2 separate regions of the Mus musculus genome follow, and region 2 is linked to region 1. Evidence: chromatin loops called from intact Hi-C (ENCODE). Cell type or tissue: gastrocnemius. All regions are shown on one strand. Each heading gives the region's core, and the rest is flanking DNA. Links, peaks and the distances in the headings are about the cores only. Region 1 has its middle 10 kb from the start of Gm10264. Region 2 has its middle 24 kb from the start of Gm6803.

Evidence for each region. Peaks named below come from ENCODE experiments on the same cell type or tissue, not always from the same donor. Only the 100,000 strongest peaks of a DNase experiment are listed, where the experiment ranks them.
Region 2: a loop joins it to region 1, with 17 times the contacts of the local background. A loop is called at or near these places in 5 of 42 quality-filtered maps.

The regions. Positions count from the first base shown.
Region 1 is chr12:88,330,098-88,338,432 of GRCm38, reverse strand. It overlaps the pseudogene Gm18632 and the pseudogene Gm8655. Among named protein-coding and RNA genes, the nearest start is that of Gm10264, 10 kb to the right of the region's middle. In gastrocnemius, for the core only: no CTCF peak of the experiment used is centred there; a DNase peak (open chromatin) is centred at 3,295.
Region 2 is chr12:88,038,882-88,047,216 of GRCm38, reverse strand. It overlaps the pseudogene Gm18247, the pseudogene Gm46998 and the pseudogene Gm46997. Among named protein-coding and RNA genes, the nearest start is that of Gm6803, 24 kb to the right of the region's middle. In gastrocnemius, for the core only: no CTCF peak of the experiment used is centred there; no DNase peak of the experiment used is centred there.

The DNA of each region.
Region 1 (8,335 bases), core at 78-8,077:
TGCCCTAAAAAGGTTGCTGCTCAAGGAGAAGAAAGACCAAAGTGTGGATGCTTCGTCCCTCCTTAGAATGGGGAACAAAATACCATGTAAGTAGTTACAAAGACAAAGTTTGGAGCTGAGACAGAAGGAAGGACCATCCAGAGACTGCCCCACCTGGGGATCCTTACCATAATCAGTCACCAAACGCAGATACTATTGTATATTCCAGCAAGATTTTGCTGACATGACCCTGATATAGCTGTCTCTTGTGAGGCTATGCCAGTGCCTGGCAAATACAGAAGTGGATGCTCACAGACTTCTATTGGATGGTACACAGCCCCCCCCCCCTTGAATAGAGGAGCTAGAGAAAGTACCCAAGGAGCTGAAGGGGTCTGTAACCCTATAGGAGGAACAGCAATATGAATTAACAAGAACCCCGATCTCATGTCTCTAGCTGCATATGTAGCAGAAGATGGACTAATCGGCCATCATTGGGAGGAGAGGCCCTTGGTCTTGCAAACCTTATATGCCCCAGTACAGGGGAATGCCAGAGCCAGGTGGGAGTGGGTGGGTTGGGGAGCAGGGAGTGGGTAGGTTATAGTGGGCTTTGAGGATAGCATTTGAATTGTAAATGAAAAAAATATCTAATAAAAATGGTTTAAACAAAAATTAAAAAAGAAAGGAAGGTTTCTGGTCCTGCTGCCTCTCTTCTTGCCTGTCATGATGGATTTCATCCCTTTCACTGGCTTCTTCATCCTCTTTTTCCTCCTGAGGTTTCATCCCACCATATTGCAAGAATGTGGGGCCAAGCAAGCTCTGACTGAATACTCTGAAATCATGACTCAGAAAGAATTCTTTTTAGAAAAAAACTTCTGTCAGCAAACCTGGTCTCGCTGTGAAGAACTAATCTGAGGAGTTCTGGATTTGGCATTTATAGGTGCATTGTCTGGGGCTGGGAGAACATTATCCATCTCCAAGCAGAGAATCTGATTTGAATATTTGACTTTAAATGTTTTCTCTGGTAGCTCAATAGCTATATCATCTGGTGTTATCATGTCTTTTTAGAAAAAAATTTAGACTTATATATTCTATTTTGTGTGTATGAATGTTTTGTTTGCATATATGTATGTATGCATGGGCACCTTGTGTATGCCTGCTGCCTTTGGAGGTCAGAAAAGGATGTCAGATACACTGGAACTGGAGTTACAGACGGTCATGAGTCAGCAGATGCTGGGAACGGAACCAGGTTCTCTGCAAGTGCTATAAGAAAACTTAACCACTGACCACATCTCTCTCTCTAGCACCAACCACTTTCCCTTCTTCTTCTTGTCCCTCTTCCACTTCCTCCTCCTCCTCTTCCTCCTCCTCATCTTCTTTTGTTTTTTGAGAAATATTTTTTTTCTGTGCAGCCATGGCTGTCCTAGAAGTCACTCTATAGACTAGGCTTACCCATAACTGCCATCCAAATGCTAAAGATGTGTGCCACCATGGCCCGGCTCATCATGGATTCTTAACTCTGCTGGTAGTTCCTCTCCCAGATGTGGCTCTATGATCTTTGTTGTCAGCTGTGTGTGTCATGCCTTCTCTCCTTTATTGCTGCTGGTGAGCTTAGATAACAGTTGCTGTTGTCCCCCTTCCCCAAGCTCCATGGTGATATGCACCCTGATATAGCTTGTTTGGTTTATTTCCTCAGGATTTAGTGTCACCAAGTGTTCTCAGAGGGAGGCCACTGACATGGTGCCTGTCCTCAACGGTAAACTGAGTTAAAGAGTCAGATAGGGAAAGGGGCTTTGTAAAAACAGGCAGTGGGATATGAAACCACTTCTGTTTACCAAGTGCATTTTGGAGCCTATTGTTTTCTTTTATGTGTTGAGGGGTAAAGACAGACTGTTTCATCTAGACCCAGCTTTGAAGGAGCCTCAAGTCATGGAGTCCACACATGCTTTCAAAAACAGTCTAAAGCCTGGCACATGTCAGGACTGCTGCCCTGGTCAGATGCAGGAGTGAACACTGGGGCCTGGGAGTCAGGAGGAGTATCCTAAGGAGGCAGGATTTGAATGGAACCTTAAGTTTAAATAGCCAGAAGGAGGCAGGAAAGTGTCCCTGGGCACTTTTATAAATCAGTCACTAAGCTGTGCAATTCTTTTCTTTTCCTGTCTGAGGACAGTTTTATTAGAGTTTAAAAGGAAAATTTCGGGTCAGGCCAGTTGTCATTCCCAGTAGCTGCCCAGAAGAGGGAGACAGAGAAGAGAAAGACAAACCCATGCTGTTTGAGTTAAGCTGGTGCAGAGGCAGCCACAGGGCAGACAAGCAGCCACATGGTGTGAATGGCACATTTAATAGAGAGTGAACAAGCCAGGTTAGGCAGTGATTGTGCTCACCTTTATCCCAGTACTCAGGTGGCAGAAGGAGGCAGATCTATGTGAGTTCTAGGCCAGCCTGGTCTACAAAGAGAGTTCCAGGACAGGACAGCCTGGGCTACACACAGGACAAAATCAAAAACCAAAGTGTGTGTGTGTGTGTGTGTGTGTGTGTGTGTGTGTGTGTGTGTGACAGAGAGAGAGAGAGAGAGAGAGAGAGAGAGAGAGAGAGAGAGAGAGACAGAGACAGAGAGACAGAGAGACAGAGAGACAGAGAGACAGAAAGACAGAGAGAAGAGACAGAGAGACAGAGGCAGAGTTGGTGGGCATACTTAGGCTCTGGCTACCATCCAAAGAAAAAGACAGTAAAGAAGAATGGTAAGTATTGAGGTTTGTTTTTTTTTTTTTTTTTTGGTGAAAAACCAAACTTCAAAAACTCACTTTAATCACAATCTAACAGCACCAGGTGCAATGTCTGGGGACAGACTCTGGGTACAATGCTGTGTGGCAACCACACACTCACATGGCTCTGAGAAGGCCCCTTAGGGGGACTTACCTTCAGGGACTGAGCCAAGGAAGGGGGGAAGGGACTGGGGTACTCCATAGGGAAAGGCGCTACTTCTTGGCAAAAGAGATCTTCATAGCATTGTTTTGTGTGATCTTAAAGCCTTGCAGGGCATCTATTGCTGCCCCAGCTTGCACTTCATTGTCAAACTCCACGAAGGCGATGTCATGGCGCCCAGGGACCAGATGCACCTCCTTGAAGACAGGGAACTGGGTAAAAAACATGGAGAGCATGAGCTCGTTGGTCTCCTCAGGCTGGTTGGTGAAGAACAGGATGATTGCGTGGATTCTCGGAGAGAGGCTGGGCAGGCGGCATCTGCCCAGGCATGAGCTGCTGTGGGGGCATGGCCCCAGGGGGGATCTGGCCAGGAGCGAGGATTGTTGGCGGGATCATGCCAGGTATGGCATGTAGGGAGGCTGTCCTGGCATGCGGTGCATGATGCGGGGTGCCTGAGGCATTGGTGGCATGCCCGGTACAGGCTGGACAGCACCCACCACAGGGGCAGCTGCCCCACCCTGAACAGCCTTTTTGGCAGCAGGTGTCTCCTGACTCTTGGGCTTCCTCTTCTCTCCTTTGCGATCTCTCTCCACAAAGGTGCCCGTCATCTTGGCAATGATGTCCGAGTCAGTCTTTGCGTACTGGATGCGCATGGGCTTATCATAGAAAGGGAAGCCCTGCATGGAGCGCAGGGCATTGGTGGCGCTGGTGACCTCCTTGAAGATGACGAAGGCCTGGCTCCTCATCTTCAGGCTCCGAGACACCAGGATATCCAGGATCTGGCCAAACTGGGAGAAGAAGGCATACAGGGACTTCTTGAGCTCATCCTTCTTGATCTTCTCATTGAGATTGTTGATATAAATAGTGTGGTTTAAACGGGTCTCAGGAACTGGCATGGTGGCCATGGTGTGAGATGTTCAGGTACGGCTTAAAGAGGAGGAAAAAGCGACTTTAGCCCTAAGTTTCCCAAATTCTTTGTTCCAAAGGGCTGATGGGATCTGCTCAGGGATCGCCCTTCCAAGAGAAAGTCGGGTAAGACCGGAATTGGGGGAGGATGTCACAGCTTAGCAACAAAGCCAGCATAGGACCCCCTTCTCCAACTCGCATGCTAAGGGAGAGCTCAAGTTTTGTGTTTTCACCCCAGCTTGTAACTTGTTAAAATTAGAAAAGCCAGTTCTGTATGTCTGGGATACCTATAGACTACCAAACATGATCAGAAATTGACAAAATCCTCATTTTTTAAAAGAAATTTAATTAGGTATTTTCTTCATTTACATTTCCAGTGCTATCCCAAAAGTCCCCCATACCCTCCCCCCCACCACTCCCCTATCTACCCATTCCCACTTCTTGGCCCTGGCATTCCCCTGTACTGAGGCATATAAAGGCATATAAAGTTTGCAGGACCAATGGGCTTCTCTTTCCACTGATGGTCAACTAGGCCATCTTCTGATACATATGCAGCTAGAGTCAAGAGCTCCGGGGTACTGGTTAGTTCATAATGTTGTTCCACCTATAGGGTTGCAGATCCCTTTTGTTCCTTGTGTACTTTCTCTAGCTCCTTCGTTTGGGGCCCTGTGATCCATCCAATAGCTGACTGTGAGCATCCACTTCTGTGTTTGCCAGGCCCCGACATAGTCTCACAAGAGACAACTATATCAGGGTCCTTTAGCAAAATCTTGCTAGTGTATGCAATGGTGTCTTTGTTTGGAGGCTGGCGAGATGGCTCAGTGGTTAAGAGTGCTGACTGTTCTTGTTCTTTTTAAGGTCCCGAGTTCAAATCCCAGCAAGCACATAGTGGCTCACACCCATCCATAACGAAATCTGATGCCCTCTTCTGGAGTATCTTAGGATATCTACAGTGTACTTACGTATACTAAATAAATAAATCTTAAAAAAAAAAAGCCAGGTGTGATGGTGCAAGCCTTTAATCCCAGCACTCGGGAGGCATAGGCAGGCAGATTTCTGAGTTGGAGGCTAGCCTACTCTACAGAGTTAGTTCCAGGACACCCAGGGCTACAAACAGAAACCCTGTCTCAAAAAAAAAAAAAAACTTTTTTAAGAGTTATTTATTTATATATTTATGAGTACACCACAGCTATCTTCAGACACACAAAAGAAGAGTGCATCGGATCCCATTACAGATGGTTGTGGACCATCCTCCAGTTGCTGAGAATTGATCTCAGGACCTCTGGAAGAACAGTTAATGATCTTAACCACTGAGCCATCTCTCCAGCATTTAAAGACTCATTCACAGGGTACAGATAAATAAAAACACACTGATGAATTCCTCAATCTGACAAGATTCTACCAAACCCACTGTCTCAGTTGCTTTATTGTTGCCCCTCCTGCCACACAGTGTGATGAAAGATATCAAGCCCAACAAAAGGAGAAAAGCCAAAAACATCAGAAAGCCTCTGGGGACAGAAATCTCCCTGCATTGCAGACATTTCTCCAAGAACTGCTTGAGACAGATGAAACAGACCATCAATCCTGAGCTCGTGATGGCTTCAATCCTGGGCAAGTAGTCCTTGGGGATGAGAAGCATCATCTTCCAGTACTGGACCTGGTCCTGCTTCATGAGCGCATTCCCACACAACTCCAAGAAGTCAAACAGGAGAGTGGAATTCTCATCTGAGAGAGGCTCCATGTTTAAGATCTGTGCCAGCCATCACTTATGCCATGAGCATGAGCTTTCTGCTGCTTTCTATAGGAACACTGGAGCTAGCTGGTAGCAGCATAGAAACAGATCATCCCAGACATGGCTTTTAGAAAGTTGTACACTTTTTCAACCTTGGAAGCCATCACTTGGTAGCCAAGCATCCCTTGAGAATCCTCCAAAGTCATCCCTTCCTTGAAAGCTGGGTAGAAAGGAACAGAGTATGGACGCTTCTCCTGGAGGTGAGCAAGAATGACGTCTCCCACTTTGGGGTGAAGCAGCCAGATACCAGTTGCCACCACTGCAATGGGGAATGCTGCTTCATGGTGAGAGGCCACTTCTTCCTCCCCTTGTTTCACAGATTTCTCTGCCAGTATATGCTGGACAAAATCAAGCCCCTTAGTGTTAAGAGTGAGGGACATGGAATGCCCGCCAGATTAGACAGGCTTTCCAGAGAGCAGTTTTTGGATCTTATCAAAGAGCTCTTTCAGCTTTGAACTTGTGATGCTGGAAGATCTGGCTCACTATGGTGGTGGCTGACTTCTGCAAGTCCATCCGTATCTTTGTTGTCTGACTTCCCTTGCTGCTGCTCAGGTCCTCGAGGACCAACAAACAATTGGTAGAAGCATTCTGAAGTTGCTGGCACCATGGCATCTTACTACCTTGTACCTTCCCCTGCCAGTCTTTATTGTGTGAACCTGTTGGGCTTGGGCTGAGGGACAGAGATCTGGGCAGGATCCCCTGGCCCCTGCTACACCTGTGACTCCTGACATTTGGCCAGGAAGTCCTCCTCATCCTTCTTCTTCATTTCAGAGACTCTGGTGATCTCCTGCTCCAAATTCAAGAGGAGGTCCTGCATTTCCTGCAGGGCCAGGTCAGCCTCCACTTGGTTCTCTGCTATGCAATAGCCACTCTTTAAGGTGTTGAGAATGATTCTCAAGATAAGGACACAAAGCTGGCTTCCCTGGGTCTGGAGGGCACCAGGTCTACATTCAGCAGCTCTTTGTGCTGACTGGAGGCATCCATCTACCTGATGGTTGAGCTGCAGGACCTCCTCTTGCAGGGGGTACAGGCTGCACAGATGGACCTGGTTTCCTCCTTCCTAACTGCTCCTGTTCTGCTTGCTTCACATGGTGGTTGTGGCGGTGGTGGTGGTGCTGCTGCTGCTGCTGCTGCTATCCCTCTCCAAGCTTTAGGTTGAGAATCTTGACTCTGGGGAGATGGAGCTCAGCTTTCAGGTCTCCTGATGGCCCAGGGCTTCTCTGTTACTCTTCTCCATCACTTGCTCTAAGTCCTAGAACTCCTTATGCAAACTCAGCTGCATCAGCTTCTCAAACCTCTTTAGCTGTTCAGATCTCTGAGAGGCCTCGCACCTTCCCCTCTTGTTCCTGCACTGCCTCAGGTCCTCTGTTCCTCTCATCCTGAATGCCAATTAGAAAACTGGATGCAACCTTCCATTTTGATCACAAGAAAGGACTGAAGTGCAGTGGGTTCTGTTTATGGGGACTCATGTGTGCTCTGGGTTCCATATGGTGTTGAGGGTGAGGGGGGTTGTGGGGTACTTCTGAGCAGAGAATTTAGTGGTGAGGATTAGTATAGGCCTGAAGCAGATCCAAAGGATCCTGAATTTTCAGAGGAAGGAACATTCTCTTGCATGTGCCCTGAGGTGTTGGGTAGGATGTGATCTACCACACATGCAAAATAAAAAGATAGTTTGGGAAGAGGCCTGCATTGTTCCAAAACATCCTGGTAGCCACTAATGTCTGTAATGCCAGCAGCCTTTTCTGGAGTTGGGGAGTGCCCTCCTGGTTTCCTAGCAGAGAGCATGGGATTGCATTGACCTTGTTTTTTCCTTTCCAGAAATCATGTAGTCACTTATTTTTGTTATATACCAGAGATATAATGAACATATTAAAAAGAAAAACTCTTTTTAAACCAACATGTTTTTAATATGTCTCTGTTCCTTAACTCCTCCCTTCAGAAAACAGGAACCTCATTTTCATTGCTCTGTGGCTGCTTTTCTCTTAACCTAAGCTTAGATTAAGGTAAACTTAGCTTGTATAATTATGTAACTAACTTTAATCAATACACAGTAATTCCTTTTCCAAAACCTCAATATAGAAGCTAACTTCTTGAAAACAGCTTAACACAAAGGCCCTACTTTACAAAGTATAGAATATTTTATGTCCTATTAACAGCTACCTTCTTTGAAAATGTCTTTTTTCCAAAATCAGAAGAGATTGACTTCTCTTTTTTATTTTCATTCTTTTTGGGGGTATGCCTTAGAAAAGTGAAATCATATGTAAACATTGTCAACTATTATATTTTTAAAGTGAAGATAATGAAATATCCTGTCTAAGTACTTAATTTCTGCAATGACTAATTTTTAAAACTCAAAATTGCTACCCATGTAATTTAAAAACTGCACTGTAAGGTGCAACAACTTGTGTGTGGCAACAACTTAAAGGATAAAGTGAATGTATAGAATATGAATGTATAAAATGGCATGGCTCCATTAATACAAAAATAGCTATATTTTGTCTGACTCCAAGTGCAGACGCACACATCTGTAACTCTGCTGAGAAATCTCAAATGCAGCCAGATGCTTAGAATATAAAGGTCTGAAACAGGTGTGCTGGACTAGGACTTACTTCAGCCCAGGATGGCCACCTGGCAGAATTGCTGACACCACACACTCACATGCCAGAAATGAAGGGTCACAAATGGAATGGCAGGATCTCTCTCTCTCTCTCTCTCTCTCTCTCTCTCTCTCTCTCT
Region 2 (8,335 bases), core at 26-8,025, 290 kb after region 1:
GTTAGAGGTAGCAAATATTTGAATCTTCTTCAGGCACTATGATATAGATTAGTAGGACTATATGGGGAAAGTTTGAACTCGAAATGGATGCACACAAGAAAAACACCTTGTAGCAATGGGGAAAAGTGTGGATTCAAAACGGCCAGGCTTGTTGTCTATAATGCATTCATTTCGCTTTCATTTATATGTTTTTAAATGTCCTTTATAAAACTAGCAAATATGGGCTGGAGGCATAGCTCAGTGGTTCATAGCATTGGCTGTTCTTGCAGAGGAACTTGTTTGTTTCTCAGCACCTGCATGGCAGCTCCCAACTGCCATGACTACAATTTAGGAATCTGGCACCCTCTTCCAGTCTCTAAAAGCACCAGGCATGTATGTGGTACATAGACATACATCCAGACAAAGCACTCATACACATAAAGAAGAAATGAGCCTTCTTTTATTTAATACTGTAAACAAACAATGAAAGTATTAGTTTGGTGTTTATTTGTTTGGTTTTGCCTCATTTTGCTTTGCCTTTTAGGTTCATAAACTGTCCTAGCAAATGAATCTACCCTAAAGAGAAGGAAGGTGATTCTTTCCAGTGGCTGCACCTATAGAGAGGGTTTAAAAGTCTGACAGTCTTTACATATTAAAAGTTCAATTGGGGTTTGGCATTGGAGCTGCAAGTTGATCCATCCATAAGTTTGAGGACATTGCAGCTCGAGCCACAATGATTGAGGTAGTTTGCAACGACCGTCTAGGAAAAAAAGTCTGAGTGAAGTGCAACACAGATGATACCATCGGTGACTTGAAGAAACTGATAGCATTTCAAACTGGCTCCTGCTGGAATAAGATCATTCTTAAAAGTGGTACATGATTTATAAGGACCACATATCTCTTGGAGACTATGAAATCCATGATGGGTTGAACCTGGAGCTTTATTACCAGTAGAGCACAATTCTTCCTCCTCCTTGTCCAACTCTACCCTGCCCTCCTATCCCATCCTTATTTGACACTGATATAGATGGTCATTTTAACAGTTCACATGAATAAAAACTTTGCTGCTGTTAAAAAAAAGTTCAATCCCTTTAAAATATTCAATATCTTTTAAAATTCAGAGTCTCTTAACTGTGCCTCCACTAAAATGCCTTCTTCATGAGGGAAACATACCAGCAGAGTCACAATCAAAACAAAATCAGTCTCCAGCCATCCAATGACTTGAATCCACTCAGGATCTTCTAGGCTCCTCGAAGAGCTTGGGTCACCTCTCCAGCTCTGCCCTATGTAGCATACTCCTTGTTTTCTAGGCTCCAGCTGCCTGTCCTCCACTACTGCTGCTGTTCTGGGTGGTCATCCCATGTAAAAACACAGCAGGCTTGGAAGATCCCACGATGTTTATCCAAGGGGAAGTGCTGCAGACCCTTTTTCGTCCCTACCTGCATAGAATGGGTCTCTGGTTGCAGGTGGACAAAGAGTAGGCGAAATAAATGACAGACAGATCAACAGGAGAGGTTGTGTAGAATCTGAATGTAATTGTCAAGTCGAGTATCAAAACTTTTTATACAAAATAACAAGAAACCAGGAGAGATACATCTGCCAAATTATAGTGACACAAAACAAGGAATGTATACATCAAAAGAAGGCGGGGACCAGGCCTCTGCCAGTAAGAAGGGAGCCAGACTTAATGCTAGTCTATTGCTAAGCCCACCACCAGGGGTTCTTAGTAAATGCCTGACTTATGTTGTTTCTTTGGGCCTAGTGAAGAAACCTGTCTCAGGGGGATTCCCTAAATCTTTTATGGTAAACTCACCTATTCACTAGGCCATTGTGAATTCCCCTGTCTGGGTAAGACTGGCTATTGTCTCAAGTAAATACTCTGCAGACCAGCCCAGAGCTATTTTGGCTCCCTTCTTTGTAATGCCTAATTAGTTTCACTGTCTCTACTAGAAGTATATTTGAATGTTACTGAATAGATGACTTTCTCACTGAATTCCTACTGAATTCTAAGTTTGTTGGGTTCAAGGATTTTCTAGGATGTTGGAACACTGGGGGAAGGCTTAGCTATGTCAGAATTAAATCTTTAAAGGCACTTCTAATAAAACAATACGAAAAGAGAGCACGTGGATCCATACACCAGACTAACGCAGTGATAGGGTATGAGTATATGGGTTATGAGAATGCCAAGGTTCCAGGAGGTTGAGTTTCTCTGAAACTCTTCTTGGTGAGAGCGTCCAGGGCTCCCAGCCTGTCAAGCAGGCTTCAATGGAGTGTGCATAGCAGGGAAGAACTTGAAGGGTTATATAATCCCACTGCATATATGGCTGGCTTCTGATGAAAGACTTCACATGTGTCATATAAGTGAAAATCTTGACAAACTGGCTGAAGCACTTTCCATTGCTGATCAGAAGGTTGGTCTTTTACAGTTTGCCGAATGTTCTTTCAATCTGTGAGCCTACATCAGATTACCTCAGGTCCAGAGGGACACTAACATGTGTGTGTATGGTGATGGCAGAAGGGTCTAGGTGCAGCGAAAGAGGTGTGAGGAGGTGAAGCAGCTGAAGCAGCATAAGGAGTTCCAGGGCTTAGAGGAAGTGACAGAGAAGAGTACCAGAGTAGCCCTGGGTCATCAGGAAAAGTTGAAAGCTGACCATGGGGTGAGAGCCCAGATTCTCAACCTATAGGTAGGAGTGGCAGAGTAGCACTGAGTGAAGCAGGCAGAGCAGGAACAGATTCAGAAGGAGGAAGGCCAGGTCCATTTGCACCACCTAAACCCCCTGCAAGAGGAGGTCCTGCAGCTCAACATGCACCTGGATGCCTCCAGTCAGTACAAAGATCTGCTGAATGTGCATCTTCTAAGAAGGAGGAGTGAGACAGATAAGACGATTCTTTCTTTCTCAGTTTTTCTGTGTAGCCCTGGATGCCCTAGAACTCCTTCTATACACCAGGCTGTCCTAGATCAGATACCCACTTGCCTCTGCTTCCCAATTCAAAGGCAGAAAGGAGAGTGCTGTGGCTCACATTTGGCAGAGCTTGAAAAAATATATATATACATATACATATATTTCCTCAAAACCTCGACTCCACAGGGACATAACTCCTCCAACAAGGCCACACCTCCTGATATTACCACAACTGTACCAAGCATAATTCAATCACCAAACCAATAAAGCACACAAAAGGACAATTCTTTTTTCTTATTATGGTTTTCTTTTGATTAGTTATTCCATTTGTTTTCATCTCAAATGACATCTGCCCCCCTAGGGCTACTCCTCCACAAACCCCCCATCACATCCACCCTGTCCCCTCTCTCCTTTGCCTCTATGAGGGTACTCCCACACCCATCCACCTCTCCACTCCCGCCCCACCACTCCAGCATCCCCCTATGTTGGGGCATCAAGCCTTCCCAGGACCAAGGACCTCCCCTCCCACTGATGCCAGGCAAGGCCATCCTCTGCTACTTATGAATCTGGAGTCATGCATGGGTCCTCCAAGATGCTGGTTTTAGATTTTTTTATTATTTTTGTAACTTTTGGAATATTATATAATTCCATCATTTGAAAGATCCCCGAGGAGAGTCCCTCTTCAGGGACTTACTGACCTTACTGACTTTACTCGTTGTAAGAACAGGAGACTTTTAATGGTACACACACACACACACAAACAACAAAAAAGCGCTCAAGCCAGCAGGCTGGGGTCAAAACTCATGCACCGCGCAGGGGGCAGGGGAGTTCGACCCCGGCCCAAATTTCTTATAGGCTTATAAAGGCAAAAACCACAAACCAAAAAGGGAGGGAGCCGAAGGAATTTTCGTGGTTACACATGATTGGCTTATTTAAATGTTGGCGAGGTGATTACAAATTAACAGGGCAGTACGTGCTAGTTAAGGTGTAGGGGGGCACAAAGGCTTGGACTTCTCGAGGTCAGCAGGACACCTGGTCAGTGTATGATTTATGGTGGGCTATAGGGAGGTGCCACCCGGGAGGTGCCATCCTGCCAGATGGCCATTTGGTCCTGATAGACCTGGCTAGTTCCTGCACTTTCTTTTTTATCTTTTATGGCCAGAAGTTCTTAGCTACAGGGTGGATCAAGCTGTTCCTGGATCCACCTGGGTCTATTCTTCAGCCCTGAATTTCTTGAGCTTAGATACCACAATGCTATAAGACCCAAAATTATAAGTTTTCTCTTCACATTCTCCCCCTACCCTTCCAACGTGTCAAATGTACCCCCTCTTTCTACTCCCTCCCAAATTCATTGCCTGTTATTCTTTTTATTATTCTCTCTATGTCTGTCTCTATCTTTGTGTCTCTCTCTGTCACACACACACATACACATGCACACACACACACACATGCAAATTAGAAAGCTCATTTCTATGGAAGATGAATTCTGCAGGACTTGTGAATTCAAGCCAGAGTCGTTGATCAGTGAGATCAGCTGTGACTTCCTGCCGGAGCTGTGTTGAGGGGAAGTCTAGAAGACAGCAGTATCCCTCTGGCCAACAGGCTCTGCTATGAAAATATCACCAAACTGCAACATGGGAAAAGCTAAAGGCAAGGGGCTTAGCAGTAAGGTTGTTTTATGTATCCCATGAAACTTTTATAGGATAGTAAGCCAACTGTTTATCAAAATAGTATCAGATGTTAGAACTCTCGAACTGTTATCATGATATTAAGTCATTTCTCATGGATATTGAATCCAAACTTTCTCAAATTGTGCATTGAAGAAGGTTTTATTTGCCATTTGAGAAATAAAACCCAATTCCCCAAATTTAAGTTTTAATTAAAATTTATTTTAATTATTCAGAGCTTGTGTGAATTACTTTTGCCATTGTCTTATTTTTCATCAGTGACTTTGTCATGACTAACATAAGAGAAGAACCAAAATGTTAATCTATTTTATACATGCTTATGGACAAATGGGCTTTCCCGAACTCTAGAAAGTCAGAAGCAAACACATTATTTAGGAAAATCTGAGCATTAACTTAGCATGTAAGAAAGCAAGGTCATGGTTTTTTTTTTCGTTTTATTATATTTAATCTTGTTTTTTGACACTCCAGTCTTTATCCCCTTCCTGGTCCCCCCTCTGGCAGTTCTTCATCCCATTCCTCCTCCCACTTGTCTCCAAGAGGATGTGCCCACTGCTCAACAGCACACCCCACCTTACAAGGCCTCCACAGTCTCTGTGGTCTCAAGTATCTCAAGGGTTAGGTACATCTTCTCTCACAGAGGATAGACCAGGCAGTCCTCTGCTGTATATCTCACCTTTTGTTTCAAGAGGCCCCTCTACTCCATCCTCTGCTTTTTGCCTTCACGCCTCTGCTCCTTGGGGGAACTGCTTTCAGAGGGCCTTTTAGAACTGCCATGTTCTTTTGCTTCTGCCAAAAACTTGTCCAAACCAAAAGGATTTTGCTTGAAGTGAACTGGTCCTTCTCGGTCCCTCGGTCTACAGTCTGAACCAGAAAAATGCCTTCTCAGGAACGAATCACTTGGTTCTTATCCTGGTTTTGAGATAATCAAGATACATATTTTTACAAGGTCATCATGGTCTAGATTTTTACTGGGCCTGTAGATACTCTGAGCCACATCTTTACCACCTCTCCAGGCCTGATCATAAACATTGTAATTTTTGTCTTCTCCACCTGCAAATCCACTGTCCATACTCTTGGATTGGTTGAAGAGCCTTTGGCCATACTGCATTTCATTCGAAGTTTGAGGATTGGGCACAGTAAGAGCAATGACTTAATTGATATCTCTATTTTCATTTCTCTGTGGTTTTGACTTCCTCTCATGCACTGCCCTAAAAAGGTTGCTGCTCAAGGAGAAGGAAGACCAAAGTATGGATGCTTCGTCCCTCCTTAGAATGGGGAACAAAATACCATGTAAGGAGTTACAGAGACAAAGTTTGGAGCTGAGACAGAAGGAAGGACCATCCAGAGACTTCCCCACCTGGGGATCCATACCATAATCAGTCACCAAACGCAGATACTATTGTATATTCCAGCAAGATTTTGCTGACATGACCCTGATATAGCTGTCTCTTATGAGGCTATGCCAGTGCCTGGCAAATACAGAAGTGGATGCTCACAGACATCTATTGGATGGTACACAGACCCCTCCTTGAATAGAGGAACTAGAGAAAGTACCCAAGGAGCTGAAGGGGTCTGTAACCCTATAGGAGGAACAGCAATATAAACTAACCAGAACACCGATCTCATGTCTCTACCTGCATATGTAACAGAAGATGGACTAATCGGCCATCATTGGGAGGAGAGGCCCTTGGTCTTGCAAAGATTATATCCCCAGTACAGGGGAATGCCAGAGCCAGGAAGTGGGAGTGGGTGGGTTGGGGAGCAGGGAGTGGGGAGGTTATAGTGGGCTTTGAGGATAGCATTTGAATTGTAAATGAAAAAATATCTAATAAAAAATGGTTTAAACCAAAAAAATAAAAAAGAAAGGAAGGTTTCTGGTCCTGCTGCCTCTCTTTTTGCCTGTCATGATGGATTCCATCCCTTTCACTGGCCTCTTCATTTTTTTTTTCCACATGGGGTTTCATCCCACCCTATTGCAAGAATGTGGGGCCAAGCAAGCTCTGACTGAATACTCTGAAATCATGACTCAGAAAGAATTCTTTTTAGAAAAAAAACTTCTGTCAGAAAACCTGGTCTCGCTCTGAAGAACTAATCTGAGGAGTTCTGGATTTGGCATTTATATGTGCATTGTCTGGGGCTCAGAGAACATTATCCATCTCCAAGCAGAGAATCTGAATTGAATATTTGACTTTAAATGTTTTCTCTTGTAGCTCAATAGCTATATCATCTGGTGTTATCATGTCTTTTTAGAAAAAAATTTAGAATTATATATTCTATTTTGTGTGTATGAATGTTTTGTTTGCATATATGTATGTATACATGGGCACCATGTGTATGCCTGCTGCCTTTGGAGGTCAGAAAAGGATGTCACATACACTGGAACTGGAGTTACAGATGGTCATGAGTCAGCAGATGCTGGGAATGGAACCAGGTTCTCTGCAAGTGCTGTAAGAAAACTTAACCACTGACCACCTCTCTCTCTCTAGCACCAACCACTTTCCCTTCTTTTTCTTGTCCCTCTTCCACTTCCTCCTCCTCCTCTTCCTCCTCCTCATCTTCTTTTGTTTTTTGAGAAATATTTTTTTCTGTGCAGCCATGGCTGTCCTAGAAGTCACTCTATAGACTAGGCTTACCCATAACTGCCACCCAAATGCTAAAGATGTGTGCCACCATGGCCCGATTCATCATGGACTCTTAACTCTGCTGATAGTTCCTCTACCAGATGTGGCTCTATGATCTTTGTTGTCAGCTGTGTGTGTCATGCTTTCTCTCCCTTATTACTGCTGGTGAGCTTAGATAACAGTTGCTGTTGTCCCCCTTCCCCAAGCTCCATGGTGATATGCACCCTGATATAGCTTGTTTGGTTTATTTCCTCAAGTCTTCTCAGAGGGAGGCCACTGACATGGTGCCTGTCCTCAAGGGTAAACTGAGTTAAAGAGTCAGATAGGGAAAGGGGCTTTGTAAAAACAGGCAGTGGGATATGAAACCACTTCTGTTTACCAAGTGCCTTTTGGAGCCTATTGTTTTCTTTTATGTGTTGAGGGGTAAAGACAGACTGTTTCATCTAGACCCAGCTTTGAAGGAGCCTCAAGTCATGGAGTCCACACATGCTTTCAAAAACAGTCTAAAGCCAGGCACATGTCAGGACTGCTGCCCTGGTCAGATGCAGGAGTGAACACTGGGGCCTGGGAGTCAGGAGGAGTATCCTAAGGAGGCAGGATTTGAATGGAACCTTAAGTTTAAATAGCCAGAAGGAGGCAGGAAAGTGTCCCTGGGCACTTCTATAAATCAGTCACTAAGCTGTGCAGTTCTTTTCTTTTCCTGTCTGAGGACAGTTTTATTAGAGTTTAAAGGGAAAATTTTGGGTCAGGCCAGTTGTCATTCCCAGTAGCTGCCCAGAAGAGGGAGACAGAGAAGGGAAAGACAAACCCATGCTGTTTGAGTTAAGCTGGTGCAGAGGCAGCCACAGGGCAGACAAGCAGCCACATGGGGTGAATGGCACATTTAAAAGAGAGTGAACAAGCCAGGTTAGGCAGTGATTGTGCTCACCTTTATTCCAGGACTCAGGTGGCAGAAGGAGGCAGATCTATGTGAGTTCTAGGCCAGCGTGATCTACAAAGACTTCCAGGACAGGACAGCCTGGGCTACACACAGAAAAAAATCAAAAAACCAAACTGTGTGTGTGTGTGGCAAAGAGAGAGAGACAGAGAGAGAGACAGAGAGAGAGACAGAGAGAGAGACAGAGACAGAGACAAAGAGACGAGA